Regions from separate parts of the Homo sapiens genome. Here region 1 is linked to region 2. Evidence: chromatin loops called from intact Hi-C (ENCODE). Cell type or tissue: CD4-positive, alpha-beta T cell. All regions are shown on one strand. Links, peaks and the distances in the headings refer to the core of each region. The heading gives the core; the rest is flanking DNA.

Region 1 (5,394 bases), core at 173-5,172, 1.6 Mb before region 2:
ACAGGAGAACCAAGTAAATAAATGCAAGATTGAAAAGGTTTGGGTCTTAAAAACAAATAAACAAAAACAGACAAAATTGTGAACATGTCTAGCATTTAGACACTCAGCTTTTACAACCATTAATAGGATGTAAATTAGTACCCGGTGAATAGACAAAGTGGTGTCTGTGGCAGGCATGTTCCAGGTTTTTACATTTTATAAATCCAAAGTGAGGTGCCTACATTAACTCAGTACACTGCACATTATTCAATGCTACAGATAAATCCAAACAGATCAAAAATCTACAATAGTTGCTTATGATTTTTTCTAAACTATGTCTCATTTAACAGTAAAAATCAATTTGTATTCCCTGAGTACAAACTGTCTAGGGAATAAGAAAAAGCAAACTCAGAATTATAAAACTGTCCTGAAAAACCCATTTGCAGAAAATGGAGAATTGTTCATGCTACATATAGCCAATACCCTGACATAGAAATATAATTATTTCTGATTAATTTAGCCTTCTGGATTCTCTTTATAGATAGCTAGTATAAAGGAATGTAAACACTAGAGATTACAAAAGTGTCTCTTAACAGGTTAATCAAAACAAAAACCCAACTTGTAAATGGTTTGCCTACTTCCCTCCCTGCATATTCTATTTGAGAAGGTAGCTGTTCCTACACTGAAACATAAGGAATTAGATCTTCATATGGTATCCCAAAGAAAAGTATTTAGAAAATGTTCACTGACTACACATTTTAAAAGTAAGAATCAGTGACACTGATTCATTACCCACTGAGCCATAAGCATGAGTCATTAGTCTCTTAGACTTTTTTTTAACAAGTAATCTTGTTTCAGGTTTTTCAGTCACCCATGCATAAGAATAATGTTGCACTCAAATAATAATACAAGATGATTAAGAAAACCAAGGTGTCATGAAACAAGTTGCAGACACAGAAAATTCTATTTAATCCAGCATTCACTCACGATGAACATGTCTGCAAGTTAAAACAAAGTAATTCTAATTTTCAATCAGATTCTCCCAACAACCAGTAAGAGAAATGGAAGTGTTAATTATTAACTACCCTAATTATGGCATTCTGGGACAGTATTTTCCTAAAAAATGTATTTCCCAAATTTGCTTTTCATGGGCTATTAAGTTTTTTAAAATGAAAAATTAATTTGGGCAAAGTTCAACAAAGTTATGTGGCTTTCTTTTTTTCACAGAAAGACCTGTCAAAGTCTTTAATGCTGACATCCACTGTCATCTTCGAGGGGAAGAGTAGCATGCAACATTTTTCAAACTTAGTCCATGCAATCATTTTTTCTGTGGAGCATCTCACAGGATATACTTTGGGAAATGCAGTTCTAGAACTACATGGAGTCCATTTCCATGATATAACTAAGGCCTTATCTATAACCTCATAATAGAAGCTCTTCTCCCGTGTCTTCACTGGAGGAAATTATTCTTAGCCCACATCTACCTATCACATTCAGAGTTTACAACACTGAAATGTGGAAATTTGGGGCTAACAACTGATTCTTTCCCTCTATCTGCCCATGAGCAACAAAAAGCCTGCTGTAACAATGTTCCAGCTCTAATTGTGCTGGACTGCATCTCCTGAAATCTTCTAAAAACCAACCACCTAGATTCACAAAATAGCTGTTTTAAAAACATACACATAAAAGAACCCAAACTGTGACCATTAGTTCTCCTAAAATTCAGTAGGTAAATATCAAGCTACAGCTGTTCATAAATACTGGCAAGAATTAGAAAACAGTAAATAATTAACTCTCAAAAAACATGGCAATAATCCATATAAGGTAATTTTGATATGAACAATTTTTTAATATCTGACCTATTAGACTAATGGAGCTAAAACATCACTGGATTCCTTCTGTTTCTCTGCCTTCAAAATTTTTGTGGATTTTGTCATTGGGGTTAAGTAATCTGATTAGTTCCTTATTTCTAAGGTAATTCCATTCATAATCAGGCAAATATTATGAGGTGGCCCTGTTTTTTCCCAAAAGAGGTATGGACCCATTTAGAGAACCCAAAACTATGCCATATCTATAATGGACCAGGCTAACACAGCAGGACTGCTTATCACTATACAAATAATCATGTAAAAATTACCTTTTGGTGCCACAAGATGGCAGTCTTTCAATAATTAAACCTTAAACTATCTCAAATTGCAACCCGCCCTCCTTCCCAAATTGGTGAACTATTCATTTATCTTGATATTAAGAAGTTGGACTTATAAGTTATTTAACATCAGTTTTTAAAAGATCTGCAAAGCCATATGATGTGACACAACGCAAACTCCTGATTCAAAGAATATTTAAAGATAGACACACTTGTTTTCCACTAACACAGGAGAAACTTAGTCTAACATTCTCATTTGCTTCTTGGCAGAACATACATTACTTTTGGCAAAGAGAAGCCTGTCAAGGTAATGTCATTTTTTTGTTTTCAAGAGCTTAATTTTTTTAGGGTAATCCAGGTAAATAAGTGTTAATTACAACATAAAAATAACAAATGAATAAATACAAATTAGATAAATTACACAGAATTTAAAATTAAATACTTTTACTAAAACAAAATATAATCAATAAACTATTATCTACCCTGCTATAGTTTGTGTTTTTTTAATCTTAAAGAAAACCTGCACAAAGCAAAACAAACAAACAAAAAAACTGGTTTTTGCTTAAAAGCACTGGTGTGTGAATATATATATTTATTTATTTAAGATAAAAATTTTTTCTTGATGTTCAAAGCTTCCCTGCCCTATCAGGTTCAACAGTAAAGGTCATAGCCAGCCCTTAGGGCCAGAACAGTGTTTTCAAACTTGGACTAGAAAAGATTCAAAGCTATATCAATCAACCACTCAGGATCAAACAATGAACAAAGACAATAGTGACTAGGTGAGGTGAGGTGAAGGGAGTGGCTTCCAATGAAGAATTAGCATTATGAGCTGCACCAGGACCCTAACACCTAACACAGAAAATAAAGATCAAAGATAAGGATTCTCATTTAAGGGACTGTTGATACTTTGCTTTGTTTCATTTAACTATTTTATCACTGTTGGTGAAATGCAAAAATAAATAGAGGCAAAAAGAATTTGAGAAAGGTAGATTTTGAAGACATTTTTTAAATGACGTAAGTTTATGTAAAAGACAAAAGTTGTTGCAATTCCAGATGTTCCAATATTAATTTGAAACTTGAAGGCTCTTAAGATAAATATATTATTCAGGGAAATCTCAAGATAAAAATCCTGAGTTAGTTACAGCTGTTTTTAAGAAACCTGAAAATTGTGGTTACCTGTTACATGACCACAGTCCTTCTGTTGAATACACTAGGCAGTATTTGTACAAATACTGTTAGAAAAACTTGGCTTCTGAAATCTTGGAGGCAGGTTTTTAAGATTTCAACATTTAAATAATATCTTACTCGTGGTTCTTTTACTTTTTAATCTTCTTTTGTTAAAATAAATTGGGGGCATAAACACAGCATAAAGCCTACTGAAATTTAGGAAGTAAACTAGATTTACCTACACCAAACAGCAAAGCAAGGAGGTGTTGCCAAACCACCCTTACATTGAGATGGTTCGCCAGTGTGGTGTGTTAATCGTCTGTAGTGAACTCATTATTGTAATTAAAAATCTTCATTGATATTAACCTATTAAAGATATTGCCTATGTGAATTTATCATAGGCACAATAGAATTACAGATTTCTACAAGTAAATAAGATGTCAGATATTTTGTTTTCAGTAATTTCAATAGCATTGTGTGCCCCTGGAAATAATTCATGTTTCTCAATTAGTATTGCAGTGGATATTATCCAAAAGTAAGATAAAAATTTAAAGAATATAACTGATTTTCATAGTGCAATAACAGAAAGAAACTAGAGACAGATCAACGGGCTAAAGTAGTAATCAGACTGGCACACATTTCAAAAAAATCCATGGTGTGACTGCCCAGGCGAGGTGAAACTGAAGACAATGTGCTTCCGGTCAAAGAGCCAGTGAGAGAGCCAGAAAGTGAATGGCTCTCTGCAGTTGTGGAATCAAAACTTGATCTTGGTCTGTGTAAGCCAGCAGCAGAACAGGAACGCTGAGGTGTTGAGGAACCAGATCTCTGCTCCACTACTTCATCTGAAATGGACCAAAGAAGAGCAATTTATATGGAAAGTATATATGCCCAAGCCCTTCCTATGAATTTATGATATTCAGAATATTAAGTAAACACATCTGAGCAAGGGCAACTTAATAATGAATGTCATGTTTCTGTGTTGTAGAAACACAGTCTTCTTCCTTCCAACAATCATAACAAACATCGCTACCAATCACAAGACTTGCACACAGTCAAAATGTGGCCCCTAAGTCCTGCTCAAATTGGAGTAATCGGCATTGATATTGGAATCAAACTGATATCTCTGCATGTGAAGAAAGCATATCCTTGACAACTTATTTTCTTCTAGCATATCAACAAAAAAAATCACTAAGGTAAAAACAAAAGTCACCATCATATATTGCCTTGGGGAGGTGGAGGGCAAAGTGAGAGAAATCTTGTTAAAACTGCATTTTCTACGATTCCCAGGACCAATCTCCAGAAATTCTGATTTAATAGGTCTGGAGTGGTTCCCAGGGATCTGCGTTTTAATAACAACAACATGTAATTTCGATGAAACAGGTCTGGGATCCATATAAACACTACCATACATAGTTGATGGTAGTTCAAGAGTAAAATTTAAATGCTTCGTTTAAAACAACTTCCCTAACTCTAAACTCCGTTCCATTCTTGTTCCATCCAGCACCTGACCCTTAGTTTATTCTGGTTTTATCCCACTTGGGCCTCTGAAATGAATAATCAGATTTGGTTTACCCAAGTTTAATTCTTGGCACACACTAAGTTCTTGGACATGACAATTTTCCCTGACGCCTTTGGCTCCTTGATTGCCATGGGTACCTAAATCCAACCCAAATCCCAATGGAGACCTATTTGGTCGCCCTGGCCACCCAGGATGAGGAAAGGTGATGAAGGAGAAAGTTTAGACACTATAATACTAACTAATAAAATATGAATGGAGAAATATGACAAAGAATCTGACAAGTCAGTTAATTTTGAAAAGTAAAACCTGCTTCCCTGTTGTTCCTTACTTGTGCTCCACGGCCAACACTTCAAATGATTCTTTTACGCCACGGAGATACTTCTTGTGGAAAGATGCCAGGTAAGAGGTATTCAACATGTCTTTCATCCTTTTCACTTCACTTACATTTTGGTTAAGTCTAGATTGCTTAAAAACCAGTGCAGGACCTACCCACCGGATGTCTTCGAGATGATTTTAACATCTGGTCAACTAGTGCCAAGTTTTATCTTCTCAGAGCTCATGCATGCATAGCTTCCTTACCATC
Region 2 (5,394 bases), core at 263-5,262:
GAAAGACCAGATTGAGCCCCAAGAATTAGTGACCACTTCTGGCTTGACTGTTTCCTTTTGAAGAAAAGCTCCTGAAGATGGTGCCCATCTCACTCCTGCTCTATTTCTGCTTCAGTAGCCTGTTGGGCTGTGTGTCCAGTTTGGGTCTAGGGATGTCTGAAGAGATATCTCTGTACCTATCCTGGTTCCCGTGGAATTTGCCCAGTGCTTCTGTGGTTGGTTGCTTTTTAAAGTTCCATATCAGTATAATATTATTTTCATATAGCTGAGGTTTTGCAGCCTTAATTCATATTGAACTGAAGAGGTGTGGACTCATGATGTAACAAAATAATTATCTGTGATTTTGTAACTTTGTGATCTTGATATGCTTTATAATTTAATTTTTTTTCTTTTGAACAGTATGTAGAAAAGCTGGAATTGATAGGAATGGATTTCATTTGGAAAATAGCCATGGAATCACCTGATGAAGAAATTGCTAATGAAGCTATTCAGCTAATCATAAACTATAGTTACATTAATCTAAATCCTAGATTAAAGAAGGTAGGTATCTAAGGAAAGAAGTTATCCATATACAAAAAAGCAGAAAATTATATGTATATTTTAGTGATAAGCTGTGATCCTTGGCATGACCAAAAATTGGCTTCTTTATTTTGATATTTTGTCCTGAATAATGATTACAACTAAATGTCAAGGACTAATTGTAATTTCCATATACTCTTTCAGGATTCAGTATCTTTACATAAGAAATTCATTGCTGATTGCTACACAAGATTAGAAGTGAGTAGCAAATTTTATTTAACATCTCTTTGAGGTAAATGCTTTTTTTCTTTCATAATTTTATATTTTTAGATAATTTATAATGTTGATGTTTGTGGCTGGATCCTATTGAAGAATTTATCAACAGTACCATATTGTGGCATAGGGAACAGATGTTTGCCCAGTATATAAGTGTACTCTATAGGAAATCTTTCTCCCTCTCACCACCTGTCTTCCCCACTCCATCCACCTTCCTCCCCTTTTGGAGTATAGGAACTATCTTCAGAAAATAGGTCACCTATACATTCCATATTTGTAATAGAATCTTTTTCTTTTTTTTCTTTTCCTGTTCAGGTATTTTATATAAGCACTGCTTCTTTTTTTGTTTTTCTTCATGTTTCACCTAGTTATACCATAAATGTTATTAAAGGCCACAGCAAGACAGTTAGTAGTAGGTGGTATTGGTTGTCTTTGTCCATTAGAAGCCTGCTGTGTAATGCTAGCTCACATGTATCTCTTTTATTTCCAGCATGACGGTTAAAGCCTTAAACATTCATATTCAGTTGATATGCTTAAGTTTTACATCTAAGCAAAAATGTTCCAAAAGCATAAAATGCTACTGCCTCCCAATTCCAATAAGTTAAGCTTTCTGGTGATAAATATGTGCTAGAATATGTACGGTATTTCCCTAATTGTGACTTCTATCCAAATATGTCATTATAAAAAAAATTCAAGTATTCGAATACCCCTTATGAGGTCCCATGTAAGTGTTAACATATATAGGGCACTAGTTCTCAGCTGGGGCTTATTTTGCCTCTGGGGGTCATTTGGTAATATCTGGAGGCATTTTTGGTTGTCCAACTAGAAGCATCCTACTGGTCCCTAAGTAGGTAGAGGCCAGGGATCCTGTTAAACATCCTACAGTGAATGCCCAGGACAGCCCTCTGCAACAGCAAATTATCCTGTCCAGAATGTCACTAGAGTCCAGGTTGAGAAACCCTGATAGAGAATGACTGTTTGGTATTTTTTAGGCAGCCAGTTCAGCACTTGGTGGCCCCACTCTAACACATGCTGTGACCAGAGCAACAAAAATGCTTACAGCAACTGCCATGCCAACTGTAGCAACCTCAGTTCAGTCTCCTTATAGGTAAGTGATCAGAAGTGAAAAATACACAACACACATATGTCAGTTTTTTAAAATGATTGGTGTTTTTTATGTAGGTTTCTCAGTTATTGATTTCCTCATTTTATATCATAATTTTTGCAAGCTGTCATAATCCTGAGAATTACATGTTCCCCATCATACATCCCTGAATCTGTGCCTCTTTGGAAGTTCTGTGTGTAGGTCATCACCAGGACCACCCGAGTACTTCCCTGTCCCTATCCTTCTACCTGGTGGACAGGTCTTCTTGTTTTAGTTTTTATTTGATTCATTTTACTTTTATTCTATGTAGTATGAATAACTTACTGTTTAGAATGCAATACACATACATTGTATGAAAACTACTTTTTTTCAAGTTAAAAATATTTACTTAGATATAGCTTTTCTCCTTGAATAGTCAAACTCAGGGCATTAATAGGGTAAGCAGAATGAAGTAGAAGATGATTAATTAAAAGTATGCATTATGCTTGCATATGATTAGTGACTATAATCATAGTCACTAAAATATTATTCAAATAATAAAAGTATTTTTCAAAATAATTTTTAGTGAGAACTTTATCCCCAAATGTTTGTGTGAAAACTTTAAACTGACATTGTCTCAATCACATTGCTGTTTTTTGAGTTTTCAGATATTGATGAAATCTTGAGTTTAGTGTCTGCTGTAGTTCTCTGATAACAGATTTCACTAAACTCAGATTTCATGAATAGGAGATATAGGAGAAACCATGCATAATTTGGAACATTAGATGGAAGTAACTAAAATACTTTTGTGGGTTTTTTATGAGCCTCTGCTGGTAAGCAACACCACGTCATTATTTCCCAGAAAACTGGCGAGTGCTCTGAGAAGGACTTGCTCTCCCTACCTCACTCTGCTGCTGCCCTCTAGTGATGGGTACTCATAGAGTCTTTCTCTACTCTAGAATGGCTATTCTTATTCACAACGGGATATTCCTTTGCTTGTTAAAGCCTTCCTTTAAAAAGGGGAATCAAAGCAATGAGTCCTTTCTTCCATTCTTCTTTTTTAAAATGAGTTGAGTATTGTGTCACTGTACTTTGTTAATATGAAGGAAGCCAATAAACTCAGCTTTCTCAGACTTCTTTTTTAAATGGCAGAAGTAATGATAGATTCAACTCATGATAAGAACACTAACATGACTTTCACATTCCCACATTCTTGGAAGTATTTCTCAAATAGACTTTCATTTAAAATGTGTATTAAGAATTCCCAATTATGTGTTTGTAATATGTAGCCATCTCTATGACTCAGTTCCTTAATGGTTCATTTATCTGATAAATTCGAATGTAAGTATATTTATGTGCTATTGGGTTAGGATGTCCAAACTCCTACTTCTTTAAATGAGTATGCTTTTTGTTTTTTTCTCTTTACTAAGTGCTTTTTATTCGGAATCATTTCATATTTGGTGGACTACAGAGAAAACCACATAATAATTTTAAAATATTATAAACTCTAAATAGGGTTAATAAGAATATATAGCTTCAAAGTCGAATTTGAACCAGAACATTGTAGTTTATCTCATTTCACTAGTTTGGAAAGAACTTTTCAGTATCCATAATTGTTCCAACTTGGGGTGGGGGGGGTTTCTGTCATCTGTACAGTATTTCATAATACTGTCTGTGATTTAATTCATTATTGAGGCATAATTAAAAAATAGTTCACTCACTTATTATGGACTTAGATATTTTCTAAAAATTTTTCGTCTGAATTTCAAGTTCTAGTTCTTGCCCATAGACTGGAATAATTTAGAACTCTGTTAAGTATATTTAATAGAACTGCTAAAATGTGTTTAACCAGCTGTTTTTAGAGTGAAATTTTTGGTACTGCTAATCAGCATACCAGACCAATTGTTAAAAAATGGTAGTACCTCTTTTCAGTTTTAGAAATATACCTCTTTGAAATATCTAGACTCTCTGGAATAGAAAATGTTTAAATTAAGGGGACTTGGATTTTCATTTCTTAATGTTAATACATGTAATGTTCTTTTTAGTAAAGTATGGGGCTATGACTATATAAGCTGATGAATATTGCAGTCTGATTATTTCAAATGATAAGTAAGATTCCATAAGTCTTCAACCAAAAGAGACCTCAGATCTCATTTTTAGATAGCAACTTTTGTTTGTGTCGTACTTACTGATTTGCATTTGTCTTCTAATTCTCAGGCAGTTCAGAACTTTGTCAGATTTCATGTGTTCACAGAATTGTATATCATATTTTAGTTATAAGATAAAGTCAGACTCACTCATTTCATTCTTGATAAATTAATGGACAGATAGGCCTAGAAACCCAGGTCCTCCATTTATGGAATAACTGTTTAAAGAAATGAAAAGAAGAAAGAAAAGGAAAGGAAACATGGGGAGGTATAGGCTTCTCCCTTATTCCATCTGTATGCTACAGCTGTGAGCTTGTAGAACCACCTCCCCATTGGGTAAAAGGGAAGTTTAATCTTTGCAAATTTCAGTCTTTGACCAGTGAGTGCTAACTGTTATTGTGGTTTTGGTGAAACAGACTAGAACTGAGCTCAGATCATCACACTTCAAATACATTTTAATACTTTTTTTTTTTAATCTATAGATCTACTAAACTTGTAATAATTGAGAGATTGCTGCTTCTGGCAGAGCGCTATGTGATCACTATAGAGGTAAGCCACTTCCTTTTTTTAAGATGTATGTTGCTTAGGCTGGACTCAAGCGATCTTCCCACCTCAGCCTTTCTAGCAGCTGGGAGTTTAGCACACACCACCACACCCAGTTAGCCTCTCTTTTCTTAAAAAAGCATCTTCATTCATCATATATACATAGATATGTATTTTTGATGTGTTTATCAGTGGTGCTGTCCATCTGACTTGACTTATTCGTTTTTTAAGGATTTTTACTCTGTTCCACGAACTATTCTACCTCATGGTGCCTCATTTCATGGACATCTTTTAACCCTTAATGTTACCTATGAGTCTACCAAAGATACCTTCACTGTCGAGGTAGGTTTACATTAAGAACTACAGCCATTTTCATGTTGTCTTATTATTTTCATAAAGCAGTCTTGATTGAGTTAGCTGCATGAATAATCATTCTAAAGGTAGTTTGGTAAACAAATGTAGAATAAAGACCTGAAATGAAACTGTGGGGTACAAGCAGATATATAAATAAATATTATATAATGTCAAGCGGTGGTTAAGTATTGTAAAGAACAAATAAGAGTAAAGCAGGATACATTGGTGAGGAGGGTGATAAGATGGGAATGCACAAAATATTTTAGGTAAAGATGGACAGGGAAGGTCTCTCTGAGGTGGTGACATTTGAGCACAAACTTGAGTAAAGTGACAGGGTAAATGACGTTTGCTTGGGAGAACATTCCAGGCAAATGGAAGAACAGGTACAAAGGCAAGCAAGGTGGCTGGTGTGAGGGGAGCACAGTGAGAAAGGGAAAGAGTGGACAACGCTGCAGTGGAAGAAGGGCTTGA

Evidence for each region. Peaks named below come from ENCODE experiments on the same cell type or tissue, not always from the same donor. Only the 100,000 strongest peaks of a DNase experiment are listed, where the experiment ranks them.
Region 1: a loop joins it to region 2, with 11 times the contacts of the local background. A loop is called at or near these places in 11 of 110 quality-filtered maps.

What each region holds. Positions count from the first base shown.
Region 1 is chr1:56,706,215-56,711,608 of GRCh38, reverse strand. PRKAA2 (protein kinase AMP-activated catalytic subunit alpha 2) reads right to left here. Exons shown (of 9, transcript NM_006252.4): 8 at 5,391-5,394; 9 at 1-4,134. The coding sequence ends at 3,896. Among named protein-coding and RNA genes, the nearest start is that of PRKAA2, 64 kb to the right of the region's middle. In CD4-positive, alpha-beta T cell, for the core only: CTCF peaks have their summits at 1,926 and 2,130 (motif pointing right); a DNase peak (open chromatin) is centred at 2,148.
Region 2 is chr1:55,138,125-55,143,518 of GRCh38, reverse strand. USP24 (ubiquitin specific peptidase 24) reads left to right here. Exons shown (of 68, transcript NM_015306.3): 22 at 400-540; 23 at 724-777; 24 at 1,788-1,903; 25 at 4,509-4,575; 26 at 4,801-4,911. Among named protein-coding and RNA genes, the nearest start is that of USP24, 75 kb to the left of the region's middle. In CD4-positive, alpha-beta T cell, for the core only: CTCF peaks have their summits at 2,623 and 2,824 (motif pointing left); a DNase peak (open chromatin) is centred at 2,778; H3K27ac peaks cover 1,380 bases.